2 separate regions of the Mus musculus genome follow, and region 1 is linked to region 2. The links are chromatin loops, found by intact Hi-C in ENCODE. Cell type or tissue: gastrocnemius. All regions are shown on one strand. Each heading gives the region's core, and the rest is flanking DNA. Links, peaks and the distances in the headings are about the cores only.

The links. Peaks named below come from ENCODE experiments on the same cell type or tissue, not always from the same donor. Only the 100,000 strongest peaks of a DNase experiment are listed, where the experiment ranks them.
Region 1: a loop joins it to region 2, with 6 times the contacts of the local background. A loop is called at or near these places in 3 of 42 quality-filtered maps.

Annotation. Positions count from the first base shown.
Region 1 is chr12:81,240,842-81,248,086 of GRCm38, reverse strand. All of the region lies in intron 2 of Slc8a3 (solute carrier family 8 (sodium/calcium exchanger), member 3), which reads left to right. Gm3693 (predicted gene 3693) reads right to left here. Exons shown (of 2, transcript NR_152198.1): 2 at 4,829-7,245. Among named protein-coding and RNA genes, the nearest start is that of Gm3693, 16 kb to the right of the region's middle. In gastrocnemius, for the core only: no CTCF peak of the experiment used is centred there; a DNase peak (open chromatin) is centred at 3,400; H3K4me3 peaks cover 1,177 bases; H3K27ac peaks cover 3,831 bases.
Region 2 is chr12:81,329,147-81,336,391 of GRCm38, reverse strand. It overlaps Slc8a3 (solute carrier family 8 (sodium/calcium exchanger), member 3), which reads left to right and starts at 3,212. Exons shown (of 7, transcript NM_001167920.1): 1 at 3,212-3,751. In gastrocnemius, for the core only: a CTCF peak has its summit at 3,368; DNase peaks (open chromatin) are centred at 3,416, 3,792, 4,242, 5,143 and 1 more place; H3K4me3 peaks cover 3,265 bases; H3K27ac peaks cover 3,209 bases.

The sequences.
Region 1 (7,245 bases), core at 1,404-5,403, 88 kb after region 2:
TCCCAAAAGTGCCCCCACACGCTCCCCCACCCACTCCCCCACCCCACCCCCACTCCCACTTCTTGGCCCTGGCGTTCCCCGGTACTGGGGCATATAAAGTTTGCATGACCAATGGGCCTCTCTTTCCAGTGATGGCCGACTAGGCCATCTTCTGATTCATATGCAGCTAGAGACACGAGCTCCGGGGGGTACTGGTTAGTTCATATTGTTGTTCCACCTATAGGGTTGCAGTTCCCTTTAGCTCCTTGGGTACTTTTTCTAGCTCCTCCACTGGGGGCCGTGTGACCCATCCAATAGCTGACTGTGAGCTTCTACTTCTGTGTTTGCTAGGCCCCGGCATAGTCTCACAAGAGACAGCTAATGCCTTTGTCTTCATAACTCAAGATCTACTTGAACAAAATCTCGTAAACAGCTATACACGATCTGAATCACATTCACCGTCATCTCAGACGTTCGGACCATTCCGTACCTAGCAACTGTAAAGTGCAGTTCCTTTGGAAAAAGCACACATTGTATTCAAGAGTCAGGATTAGAAGTTTTATTTCACCTCTGGTTTGGTAAATGTACCAACAGACGTTCTCAGGCAGTCATGCATGTGTGGTCATACAGATGGAGACTAGATGTATCACGGACACTGTGCGTGAGTTCTCAGGAGGTGCCCAGCTCCTTTTTTTCTTGACCCAATGCCTCCCAATGGGACCTGGGACTTGCTTGTTTTAGGCTGGCTTCCCAGTGAGTCTCAAAGATCCACCTGACTTTGTCTTCTCAGGGCTGGGACTACAGGCACGTGCAACTGAGCTTAGTTTTTCTACATGGAGATGAAACTTGGGTCCCCCCTCCTCTTTTTTTTTTAATCAGCCATTAATCTTGAAGCCCTGCAGTTATTTATGTACTTTCTGTCCCTGGGTAGAAGTGATCTGCTAAGCTGGACACCCTCTAGCCGCCTCCTCGGAACAACTGTCTGCGACTAAATCACCCTCTGAAGTTTTGTCCACACAGACTAGAGCGGCTGGCCCAGGTATAAGCCTGACCTCACAAGCACTATCTTCTCAGTACCCTTTGACACCGCAGCCCAGTTACTTATTTCAAGGGATAGCAAATATAGTGTTGGTGTCTCTTCAGGACAATTGAATTGGGTGATTTATGTAGTCATCTATAAAACACAAAGAAGAAGAAAAAAAGATAAAGCACAGGGAGGTTTTGTTTTGTTTGTTTTTCCTCTAGGTAGCCGTGCCTGTCCTGGAACTTGCTATGTAGACCAGGCTGTCCCTGAACTCACAGGGATTCACCTACCTCTGCCTCCCAAGTACTGAGCTTAAAGGTGTGTGCCGTCCTGCTCAGCCCCATGGGGGTTTTGTACTATTAAAGATGGTCTGTTTCTAAATGCATACTCGAGACCATAGGTAAGTTGGCACAGGGTTCTAATGTATTAACATTGTGTTGAGAGGTTCTTGTGCATAAGGAACTCTGGCACGGGGCTGTGATTAGCATGAGCAGTAGTTTCTGTCTTTATTAGCTTTGCTAGCACTTTCATAGTCCAATGTCTTAGACAAAGAAACACCATGACCAAGAAAAGAGAGAAAGGGAGGGAGGGAGGGAGGGAGGGAGGGAGGGAGGGAGGGAGGGAGGGAGGAAGAGATACAGAGAGAGAGAGAGGAAGGAAGAAAGGAAGGAAGGAAGGAAGGAGAGGGAGGGAGGGAGGGAGAGAGAGAGAGAGAGAGAGAGAGAGAGAGAGAGAGAGAGAAAGAAAAAAGAAAGGAAGGAAGGAAGGAAGGAAGGAAGGAAGGAAGGAAGGAAGGAAGGAAGAAGATAGGTATTTAATTAGGAGCCTGTTTCAGAGGATGGATCCATAATCATCATGGCAGGGAACATGGCAGCATGTAGGGCACTGGAGCAGAGCAGTAGCTAAGAACTTGCATCTGATGCACAAGTCTGAGACAGATAGATGACAGACACACACACACACACACACACACACACACACACACACATAGAGAGAGAGAGAGAGAGAGAGAGAGAGAGAGAGAGAGAGAGAGAGAGAGAATTTGAAGAAAATTTAAGTATATTCCATAAAGCCACTGATCTAATCCATGGAAGAACTAAAGTTTGAAATGAAATCCATTTGATTCTACAACTATTCAGGGACTGTCAGACTAGCCCTGTACACAAAGAGAGTAAGGATAGTCCTGCGGTCTCTGTTGTGTATGCTTCTTTCCTTTCAAAACATTAAAAGTGTAAAAACGACTTTGGATTCACAAGTCTGGCAAAAGCCAGCTCCTGGCCAAATTGGTGCATGGTTTTGTGATCCCCATTTTTTATCCAGGAAAAAAAAAACCACTAGTCCTTCAGATGTAAATATAACTACATTGGCAGTGGGAACTCACAAGAAATTGCTAAGGGCCTTGGAGAGAAAGCAGAAACTACAGCAGGAGCCATCCCGGCCGGGTGACGTGAGATCGGACACCAGGGAGCCACGAGGCATTTGTGCCAACAAAGGTTTCAGCTTTCTCTTTGAGAATATTTGAGGAACATCATGGCTCTAGCAGCCAGGGCTGGAGGGAAATGATTCTCCAAGGGAAAGAACCTGCAGGGAAGAAAATGTCTTTGCATCTAGAGACCTTTCTCCTCGGCACTTTTTTGTTGTTGTTGTTTTGATCATCAACAAACCCTGGAGTCAGCAGCTTTTTATTTTTATACTTTAATATTTTTTTCCAACTGCTGAGTGTCTGTTTGAGAGACTCCGGTGGTAAATATTTATCTCAAGCCTAAAATAAACTGTGGTTCCCTTGCCACATCCACGTAGGGTGGCTCTCGGAATGTTGCTGACCAGGGCGGCTGACTGTCGCCAGGCAGTGCAGTCTCCGGATGTAGGTTGAACCCCTTCCAGAAAAAGTTGCTGGGTAAAGGAGATTCTTGGGACTCCCCACTGTCCCCATGTAACCAACACCTCCATCTCCTCTCTACACGGTCCCCTGCTCTCCTCCTTTTCCTGGCACAGACATATCCTTTTGCCTGGCAAAAGGATTCTTGTTTCCATGGAAGCCTCATTAAATCTACATCTTGCTCAGTTTGGGTTTGATCACAGCTGCCAGAAGTATTTTTAGTCCATGCAGTTGTGTAATGAGATGTGAATTGGAGAGGAGGAATATACCTAATGGACAGAGAGTGTGTACATATACATACATACATACATACATACATACATACATACATACATACATACACACACACACGTGTGTGTGTGTGTGTGTGTGTGTGTGTAAAACTTGGAAAAAGAGGGTTTGAAGGAAGGGAGAATGGTGGGGCACTTCTCTTGGGCAGCTGAAGCTGTGGTATCCTGCCTTGATGCTTCCCATTGGAAGCCAGCCCAGGGGCACTTGCCACAACAACTGTTGTGGTCATATGTCCAGGGAACCTCTGACCTCCCTTTCCATGAGCTCAGTTGGCTCCAGCCAGGGTGACACTTAAGCTGAAGTATGAGTGCCATCATTGGGTTTCCCTCTACAGAGCTGAGGACAAGCAAGAGTAGTTGCTGGGCCCAGGACTGGGGCTCAGGATCTGCAGTGTGGGGCAGAAGCAGATCAGAGCCATAGAGAGAAAAGTGTTAAGATATTAGAGGCTTGTGCACAAAGACAGGATTGGCACTGGAAGCCAGTACCAAGTGCACACTTTGGCTGCTCAGGTTCTGAAAGCTCTATGGTTGTGCTCTGCCCTGAACCAGCATGTCAGAAAAGCTCCTTAGGCTGTCTGAGACAACTATAGTTGTTGGACTATGTGTGGACATATGTATAAGTGTGTGTGCATGTGCCTGCATGTGCGTGCGTGTGTGTGTGTGTGTGTGTGTGTGTGTGTGTGTGTAAGGAGGTCATTCGGTGTTATAGGTTTTCTATTCATATTAATTTGTTTTCTTTCTGTGAGTTTGGGCCTTGGCCAGTGACGATATCTCCCCACTGATACAAAATCTGAGACAGAGCAGTTGAGAAGTTTAGTCACAGTGGCCAAACAAGCTTGTGGTGGGACTAGGCTCGGTACCCAAGTGACTTGACTGGAGAGTCAGCAGACAGAAAGTGGCATAGTCCTCCTGGAAGTCACACACTTTAAACTGCTTTCACTATGCAGAACCATTTACAGTGGCTTTGTATGGATGAACTGAAAGGCATGTAGATGTGTCCCTGAAGTCTCATTCATCCTCAAAGAGATGTTTTGTTTTGTTTTGTTTTATAAAAGATTTTCTGAGGGCGGTACCTATAGCTATCAAGTCTTTACCATTGAGATTCTCCTGAGTCCAGATCTGATTCTGGCCCAGTCCCTCTGCCCACTGACTTCCCGTTGGCTTTTACAGCCTCTCTTGGGCCTCGGGGCCTCCCAGTATTTCTGCAAGATGGTGTCTCACCTTCCCTTTACTGCAGCAGGCATTTCTGACCTATTCTGAGGCCACATACCTCTTGCCTCTTTCTCAGGACACTGAGAAAGCATTTAACTTTCTACACATTCCCGTCTACTTCTCCAAAGGGCACCATGGCAGCCTGCTGGCCTCCTTAACCAGCAGCCTCCAATTATCTCTTTGTTGACCTGACTCTCTTCAAGGACTTGACTTTCTCTGGACTTGCCAGCTGCCTTACTCACGTCAAAAAAAAAAAAAAAAAAGTAACATAGAATTCAACAAATGGAGTGATGACACATCTGTTGAGCCTGCAGGCCACAAGTAGGGCAGGGAGGAATCTGTTTTCATGGTCAACATGACAGCTCAAAAGATCAAAGGTCACGACAGAAGTAAATGCCTTCTTCTTCTCAGATAGAGAAACTGAGGCAGAGAAGGACGCTGGCAGGGATTCAGATCTCTGGCTTTATTGTCAATACTCAATCTACTCAACATGGTGTCTGATCTCTATAGGAAGTGTGTCTTCTCAGCTTAGCCATAAGCTTATCCAGAGACCTTTCAGGGCATCTAGGGACCATAGAACAATCTCCAGAAAAGGTCCTGAGGACAAGGATACCCAAAGTGAACTTCCTGAAGTTCCAAGCTCTGGAGTAAGCATGCTGGGTCCTAGGAGCAGTTGGGGACTTGTTTGCTAATCCCGCATGGAGCTAGTATGGGGTGCAGTGAGGTTTGAATTTAGGTCTCTAGAGTGTATCTTCTCCGTACCCTGTGATGAAGGATGGGTGCTTTGAGAACAGATTACAAACAAGCAAACTGAGACCCACAGTACAATCAGTTAGTTCAAGGTCACCTCACTGAGCTAAGAGGGAGAATGCTGCTTTATGTCCGACTCCTGAGAGCCTGTCTTGTCACTTACAATACTCCTGCACTGGCTTCATTTCCTTTCCATCAGATGGGAGCGATAACACCCGTCTCACATGGACGTTGTAAGGGGGACAAAGATAAAAGAAGAGAAAGTGCTTTGAAAATGTAAGCCAGCTCCGCAGATGAGAATGACTCTTGTCACTATCATAGACTGCCAGCCCCTGGGGCTTTGCTGAGCAGGTCTACCCTTTCCACCAGCACCAAAGAACACAATCTGTCTTCAACCGAGCCCCACCCTCTCCGTATGCCTCCTTGCCGGGCAGCCATTTAGTTCATGTTGCATCCTTTCTTGTTGCTGAAGAAATGCAGAACCCTAAATCTGACTCTCAGCATGTTGTAGATAAAGGGAAATACATTGTTTCCCACGGTGCCCTTTGGAAACATTCCTTTTTGGAATCAACTGTACATGCCATTTTCTTCCTAAAATATAAGGTATCTCATTGACGGGGATGCTTTCTGTCTTATGACTGAGAAATGAGAAAGGAAACCAGCATTTCCTTAGCACCGCTATATGTGGATGTTAGCTGACTGTTGGTTATGGCTTCAGTGCAATACGAACCTTAGTATTCCCAAATGTTAGTTTCCACAGACACGTGACAGCAGGACAGAGATTTGAACCCGTGTCTCCAGAACCACCATCTTTCTACCATGGCCTTCTACTGGAGGAGAGTCCCTGGAAAGGAGCTTCTGGGAAAAAAAATGTATGGCAAGGGCAAGGACAGAGGCACATTCAGAACTAGATGGGCCCCTGAACAAGTGGCCCATGCCGGCCCATCAGCCATCCTTACTGGGCTTTATACAGGAGAGCTGTGCTCTCCAGCAGCATGCTGGCAGGAGGCTTAGCAAGGAACAATCTGTCAGGTTGCACTTAGATTCCAGCCAGGGCATTAGTTAGGACACATACTAGTGTGTGCGTCATAAGGACAGAGGGGGGAGGGTGGCAAAAGACTCAAGAGCCATTTTCATCACCAAATCCTGAGCCAAGAGGCTTTCAAAGCAGGGGCAGCTGACAAATGAGCTTATCAGAGTCAGGGAGGCTCACCTCAGCTCCTTCATCAAGTACATCAGGGCAGCTCTTGCAAGAGTGACCCTGCCTTGGGCCATGTATTTATCAGAGCAAACCTGTCAGTTCTACAGCAGCCTGTTTGTTTAGGGATGAGCCTGACATGACTCTCTGAGAAAGCATAGCTAAGGACAAAGTGCTGCTGGGCTTATCTTCCCCGATCCCATCCTCTCTGTAGAAGGCAGATACTATGGGATGTCTCCAGCCAGCAAATGGGAAAAGCAGGACCCAAACGAGTAATATTGTTTTCCTAAGGCAACCTAGCTGGTTTATCAGTGTCCAAATACATTATTTCATCTTTTATACCCAATGCTCTATGCACCATGCAAATAGGAAATCAATCACATGACCAAGACGATTGCTGATAAGCATGCTGCAGTCTCTCCCATCTGGTCTTCCCAGATTAAGCTTGAGGAAAGCCAATTAATTAGTCAATTGTTAGAAATAGTCTGCGGGATAGTTGACCTAATGCCAAAGGAACAAACTCAGGCTCAGTATATGGTCAGAATGCATGGGAAGCTATCATTTCATGCTGCAGTGCTAACATGGGACCCTCCTAGCACCTGTGACAAGTGTAACATGTGATCAGTCACCACGCCCCTAAATCCCATAATGACAAATGTTATTTCAGGCTGAAAACAGAAGATAGTTTATGAAGGCCATTATTGAATGCAGAATCCTGAATCCACTACTAGCTGTAGAGACTTGAATAAGGTGGCAGGTGTTGTTTGAGAAGACTCATTGGCTGCAAAAGGCAGAAAATGAAACTTTGACTTCACTTCTGAGAGGAGAGATTCAGTGGCCCCATGCTAAAGGCTGAGGAGAAAAGTGGCGGCGATGACCAGAGCTTGGATCTCGTCCATCTCCAGGGGTCTTT
Region 2 (7,245 bases), core at 1,727-5,726:
CTGAAACAAACAAGATAATATAAAGAAGCAAGTTAGTGAACAGTAGAATGGGAAGGATCTATATTCTGATTTTGTTGTTGCTTAACTTGCATGCATTTTTACCAAACCCATTCTTTCAGTCAGTATAGCCTTGCTACAATGTGTCTAAGATAGAGAAAATGTTTGTTCTGGAAGTTCATGAGTGCAGGACTGCAGTTACTTAGTGTCTCCTAGGGCAGCAGAATAGCATGGCCAGAACACATAGCAAAGCAAGAATGTTTACATCACAGTCAGGAAATACAAGACAGAAAAGGATAGTTATAACCCCACAGTCTTGTATGTGCACACATGTGCACATACATGTAGGGGTCGGAGGTTGCTGTCTTCAGATACTCTGCTCTCTAACTTATTTTTCAGGATAGGGTCTCTCACTGAACCTGAAGCTTGCCTATTTGACTGGCCTAGCTGCTCAATGCACTTCAGTGACCCTCTGTCTGTCCCTACCTACTGCCCAGCACTGGAATTACAGGCAGACGCCACCATACCTGGCTTTTTATATGGGTTCTGGAGGATCCAAACTCAGGTCTTCATGACTGCATGGCAAGTACTTTACCTATGTATCCAGTCTTCCCCTCCTCTTAGAGTTCATCTCTAATGACTTAAAAACTTCCTACTAACCCTCCACCCATTTGCACCTTTTACCTCTCAATAGCGCCTTAGAAGCAAGCCTTTATTTTTACCAGGACACTGAATATCTAAAGTGCCACAGAACCATCAACTTGTGCACTTTAAACAAGTGGCTTGATTGCACGTAGTTATGTCTTAATAAAGTTTATCTAAAAAGAAAATATACCTCTAGAAACACCACCACCAAAAACAGCAATTTTCAATTTTTTAAATGTATTTTTTATGTTGACAGGGCATAGCAACACATTCATATTCTCTCTCTCCTCTCTCTCTCTCCCTCTCCCTCTCTCTCTCTCTCCTTCTCCCTCTCCCTCTCCCTCTCCCTCTCCCTCTCTCTCTCTCTCTCTCTCTCTCTCTGTCTCTCTCTCTCTGTCTCTCTCCACTCTGTCTCCTTGCTTCCCTGTCTCCCTCATTCCCTCCCTTCTACTTTTTTCTTCTCATTCTAACACAAAAAGTTTTAATGGAAACCTTTCCACGCCAAGACCCAGAATGCTGCATCAGCATCTTGTACATTTGAACTCAACAGCATCTGTGGTTGTCTGCACAAGCCAGTCAACATTTCAACTTGGAGGGTGGAGGATCCCCCCCCCACCACCAAAATTTTATATAGCATTGTATCATTGACTGTGGTTTATTTCCCCAATTTTGTTGAAAAAAATTTAAGTGATTTCAATTTTTCACTGTTCTGAGTACCACTACACACATCCTCACACGCATCTCTTCATTTACATCCCCAGTCACTGCCATATTCCAGGAAAATCACTGAGTCACAACAGCTCTCACTTTTATAAAAGATCTGAGGTATCTCTAAAAGTTACCTACCCCAGTTTGCACACATCCGTCCCTCTCATCTTGACTGAAGCCCATTTAGACTCTGTCCTGCTGTTCCATGCAGACAAGCACAAGGCCAATCCTGCTGCCTGATGGGTATGAAACCTTCACATGCCTTGAAGTCATTGAAATCCTACAATGCCAGAATCTGAGCTCTTAAAATCACCAAGATTCAAGGCCCATAAATTATCTGAAACCGCTCCTAGCAGTCCACAAGGAGCCCAAATTCAGGATAGGATCACCTTCTGACTTACTAAAGGAACACTGCACTGAGGGTCCCCACCCAAAGAGTATATTTCCTTCCAAGTTCGGGTGCTTTCTACCTCTTGCAGGTACAAGCTCTTTGGACCAAACCTTGTTAAAGAGGTCCTTCTCCCTGGTTGGTGTCAGGGAGCTGGAGGGTTGTACATGCTTTGTGGTATCACACTTTGCTGCTTGTCAGTAGGACTCTACTTGGTCTCCTCCTTTCCCATCCTTGACTCTGCTGCATGTCCTCTTAGGACAGCTGTTTAACTTCTAGACAACAAAGGTCAACCGAAAAGTGGAAGAGTAATTGTGTATATTTCATAGCCTTCTGTGAGGATGGTATCAAACAATGCAACCAAATTCACTGGCACTAACTCTGCTCAGGAGATAGGATACTGTCTGATTCCTCTTATGCTTGGCTTCAGACAGCAGAAGCAGTTTCTGTCCCATCTACACTGGGGTCTATGCAAAAGGCCAGCCTCCACTCTCATTTCACAGCTGCCTGATGACACCAATATGCTGAGGACACGCAATCCCATCCTTAGGCATGTCTGCCCACTCCTCCTGCCACCAGGACCACGCGTGACAAATATAGCAGAAATTACAGGCATCTGATTTAAGGCTGTGTGTGCACTACTCTCGAGCCAAGCCCCAAACCCTAGTTCTGATGCTGCATCAAAGGACCATCTCTGCCTTGGTCTCCAGGCCCAGAGTAAGCAGCAATTTGAAAGGCAGCCCCCTTTTATTTTTAGCTTTAAAAATCACCAAAGCCAACATAGCAGTGCTCACCCAAGCGTCTCTCACAAAGCTCTTGCTTGACTTGGGTTGAGAAAATGACAGGGTGAGTTCTGCACCAAGAAAGGGGGGGGGGGAATAAATGGGAGAGAAAAAGGAGTCGTCGTTGTCCCCCCCCCCCCACACACACACACACATTGCCAACCTCCATCCCCCTCGAGTCTTCCCCTAGGCCTGGGTGGACCTTGCCTGGGTAATCATTCCCTGCTATATTTAAAAACCACAATGTGTTTGGAGGGAACTTAATTTCGGGACTGCGGGCGGTGGCGTCTCCCGAGGACAAGAGGAAAGCCTGTGCCGAGCTTCTTGCCTGCTGCCGGGACTTCAGGACTACCAACTCCCGGGAATCCAGGTCAGGACTCCTTGCAGCTGCAGCCAGCTCCAATGCTCTAAGCTCCAGGCTCAACGGTTGGGTTGGTGGCTTCTTGGTAGGGCTTGCATCTGCATTCAATCTCCTGGGACTCTGCATGCTAGGTCCGTGCTTGGTGTCCCAGGCCCGCTGAGAAGCGCTGTGGAAAACTCCCCTCCGCTCCCGAGGCTAAATATGCGCGGCTTGTCATTCGGTGTAGCTGTCTCCCAGCTGATAGGGTGACGTCGAGTTTGGAGGCTTGGAGATTGGCTTTTTGATTTGGCTCCTTGCGGAGGCTTAATGGGCAAAGCTCTAGGCTCACCCAGAAACCAGCCCCTACGCTCGTCCCCTCTGAGCGCGGCGAGGCCGAGACGTCTCCGGTGGTGACAGTGGGCAAGGCTGAGCCGCGCGCTCCCAGCCCGGGGAAAGCCCGGGCGTCGCGGCAGCCAGCCCCCGCCGGGGTCCCTCCGAGCCGCCAGGGCGCGCCGCGCTGCTCTCCGTCCCACCCCTCCCATAGGGATCCCCAGGCGACCGCGGCCGGGACTCCGGGCCTTGCTTGGGCCACTCGGGCAGTCTCTGCTCCTTGGCTGGACGCCGCCGAGGGTCTGTACAACGCTCCCTGCGCCCTGGCCCCAGCGATCCTGCTCCAGATGCGCTGCCTGGTAGCCCCCTGACAGCTGCTAGCCCACAGCTCCGGGCGGCAGCCGCGGCGGACTGCCATGCCCTGGACGCCGCTGCAGCCGGCCCGCAGCCCGCGGGGGCGATGAGCCGCTGCGGCCCGTGAGGAGCTGGGCGGCGCGGGCATCGTGCACCTTCCTAGCCCGCCTCACTTGCCCATCGAGCTCTGGAGGCTGAGGGGAATCGGTGAGTAATGGGATGAGCCCACAATCCCCAAGCTCTGGAGGACCGCAGAGGCAGGGGACGCCTGCCAAGATCCCAAGCCTGATATTCTCCCGAGAGAGGGTCCCTGGTGAAGAATCATGATAAGTTATTTCTCAAGATCATTCGTATGCGCTGCCTTGCGGCGGGTTTAGTGCCAGAAAAGTGGGGGAGGGTGCCCGGGAAATATGTTGTATATGCGGTGTAGTGGGGGAAAATCTGGGAGGGTGTCTAAGCTAGAGTGCTGGGGGTGCTGCTAGAGATGCCTGTGAGCCATAGTACTGGAAACGTGTGTACAGTCCTGTTTTGGGTTTGATGACTTAGTGGCGGGGTAGCTCAATGAGGAAGCTTCATGGCGGTGCGTGTGTGTGTGTGTGTGTGTGTGTGTGTGTGTGTGTGTGTGTGTCGCGGGTGTCAGGGCGTGTGAGTTCTTGGAGCTGAGTGGCTAGGAGGGGGACCGCGTTATTCCCTAGGCGGACGCGCGCATGCGCGTGACACACACACACACACACACACACACACACACACGAACTCATGCGCGCACACGCATGCACGTACCCCAATCTCGGGACTCCATTGCTGCCTGCCCATAACTGCAGTCCCATTGTATCCCCTTCCCTCCAATCCCAGAGGGCTCTCCAGCCAAGAGCTACCTGGTGATCTGAGAAATCCAGGGCTGCCTGGAGAGCTGTGAAAAGTATATAACTAAGGTCCCCTCCTTTCTTCAACTCTCTCTCTCTCTCTCTCTCTCTCTCTCTCTCTCTCTCTCTCTCTCTCTCTCTCTCAGGCAGGAGCCCTCTTTTAAAGGCCAGGCTGCTTCTGCAAGCCCTGGCTGACCTGCCCTGAGGACCTGAGCCACACTGGGTCAGAGGATAAATAGGATTTGCTAGAGGGGTTTCAGGGAGGGAGGTAGTTTTTCTTTTTCATTCGTTGTGTTTTATTTTTAAAGGGGAAGGGGAGGGGATAGAACAAATGCCTTTAATGCAGTGCTGTAAATTTCCTCACTCACTGCTTGCCTCCTACCCTCTCCCTCTCTTTCTCTTTCTCTTTTGGCAATTAACAAACAAGCATCTGAATGTTTGGTGCTAAGGTTTCCCAGGCAGAAAGATTGAAATTGGGTGCAATTTATCAGAACTGTAGACTGCAGCTGGGCACCAGGTGCCCAGCTCCTGGGTGGTCAAGAAACTTCCAAAGGGGGAGGGCTGTGGATACACAATGGGAACACATTGGTCTTCTGGTGGGGTACCCAGAGGGAAGCCTGCAGGCCTCCAGCGACCTGGTGACTTGCAGCAGCTCCTGTGATTAATCTTTCACACCTGTTGTGCCCCATCCACTTGAGCTGTGCTCTTGTTTACCCCGGGTTTACAAATATAGTGGCCCTGCCATGCTCTTCCTGAAGTGGGGGGGATCGGTTCACTAATCCAGGGGCAGGTGACCTCCCGGAACGGGTCCTTCTCCCCACCTTCCCACCCTGCTGGCAGCCTCTGGCTGCTCATCTAACTTCAAGAGGAAGCTGCCTCTACAGTGAGGTCTTGCAGTGTTGCAAAAGAGGATGGTTAATGACCAGAGCTTTGGGTGACTGGATGGGGACTGGTCACCCTGGGTCTGCACTACATCACACAAGTCTCTTAAAATATATGAACTGTACTTGTGTGTGTGTGTGTGTGTGTGTGTGTGTGTGTGTGTGTGTGTGTGTGTAAGGAGCCTGAGCAGAGCCTGCATAACTGACACTTGATTGTAGAGATTCTTTCTTTACTTGAAGACCAGAAGGCCATGATGCAAGGCCCTCTCCATGGACTACTTATAGTTCTTCCCCCACCACCTCTAACATTCCTTACCCAAGAAAGCTTTCCATTCCTTCTCTGACCAGGCTAGATTTCCTTATTTCCTACATCCTTAATCTGAACCCACAACTTTGAAGTGATCTAAAATGGAACTGAATTTTACTGATGTGACTGAGCGATGGGGGGGGGGGGGTCGGTCGGGGAGGAGAAGCGCAGCTCTAGACAATGAGCTCCAGGAAGAGAAGAAAGAAGGTTTGCCTTCATCCACACTGTATCCCCAAGGCTTATCCTTGTGTCCCTAGCCAGCATAGAGTAGGCACTTGGACACTGTTTGGTTAAACTAATGGAATCAGAGGGATTTGTTACATCTTCCCCACCCGGGATGTCTTCTCCTCCCAGTAGGAGAAGGGAGAGAAGTTTTCTCGAATCAACTCTGATTTGTTGCTGTTGGCTTTGTTCTGTTTGTAAAATCAAGCCATGCCTGGCAGCAAATGTCTGTAATCTCACCAGGAGGATTATAAATTCAAAGCCTGTCTGGGCAATCTAGTGAGATCTCATCATTGACAACAACAACAACAACAACAACTGGTGTTTGGGGGAGGGGCAGAAAGCCAAGGGTGTGGCTCAATGGTGAAGCATCAGATTAGGGTGTTTATTTAATCTGTAGTACAAAAATAAAATCTTTTCACACTGGGCCCTTCCATGAGTTGACAGCCAGATTCACTTACCACAGCCCTCCTCTGTTCCTATACAGAACAGTTTGTGTGTGTGTGTGTGTGTGTGTGTGTGTGTGTGTGTGTGATCTCTGGTCACAATGATGGGTATTGCCCACAGGCATAGGTGGTACTGCTTCCCACCCTGCGTGGTACATCCATTGCCCACAATCAGGATTTGGAAGACATCACCGTCTTGATTTCTTTTCACATTACTAAGTTTGATAAGTAGAGAGGGGAAATTCTTCTCACTTGAGCCCCGTTGTTTTGCCTAGAGGGTGAAATATTTTCTCCAAAAGAGAGAGCCTTCAGTTCTCTCAGGGAGACATTTATTGAACAAGCAAGCTACCAGCAAGCACCTACTCTGCCAGACAAGAGCTAGGTACAGAAGCAAGCAAAATAAAATGGTTCCTTTCCTCATAAACATACATTCTAGCAACCACAACCAAGCAGTGTTTGGGCAATTACTGTATAAAGTGATTTCTGCCCCATGAGTGGCAATGGCAGATCAGTGGACGTAAATAGAAATGATCACCTCGCCTCCAGGTCTTGAGGCTCAGGGAACAGCTAAGCCAAAAAGGAAGGATGGGTTCAGGTTAGCTTTGCTGAAAGCTGGGAGAAGAGAAAGGGGTAGGGTCAAGCTGCAAGGGCTTGCACTTCATGCTGAGGAATTGCATGACATTTTTCCAGTGAGGCACTAGGAAGGTTTTAACTCCAGAAGTGAAGGATCAAATTGTTCTTTTATACAATATGCAGAAACTGGCAGAAACTGGAATGTAGAGCCAATGGGAAGTTTCTGTAGATCCCCAAGTGGGCTGGTGGAGAAAGGTGTTCCTCTCTCTGTTTTCATGTACAAACTTGACTGTTCTTGTACTTTTGGTTATGAGCCTAGTCCCTAGTGGCTCTCTCTAGCTCTACAATGTTCTTTCAAGGAAGACGATCCACTACTTTTCTTTAATTAGGTTGGTTTATGTTTGACAGT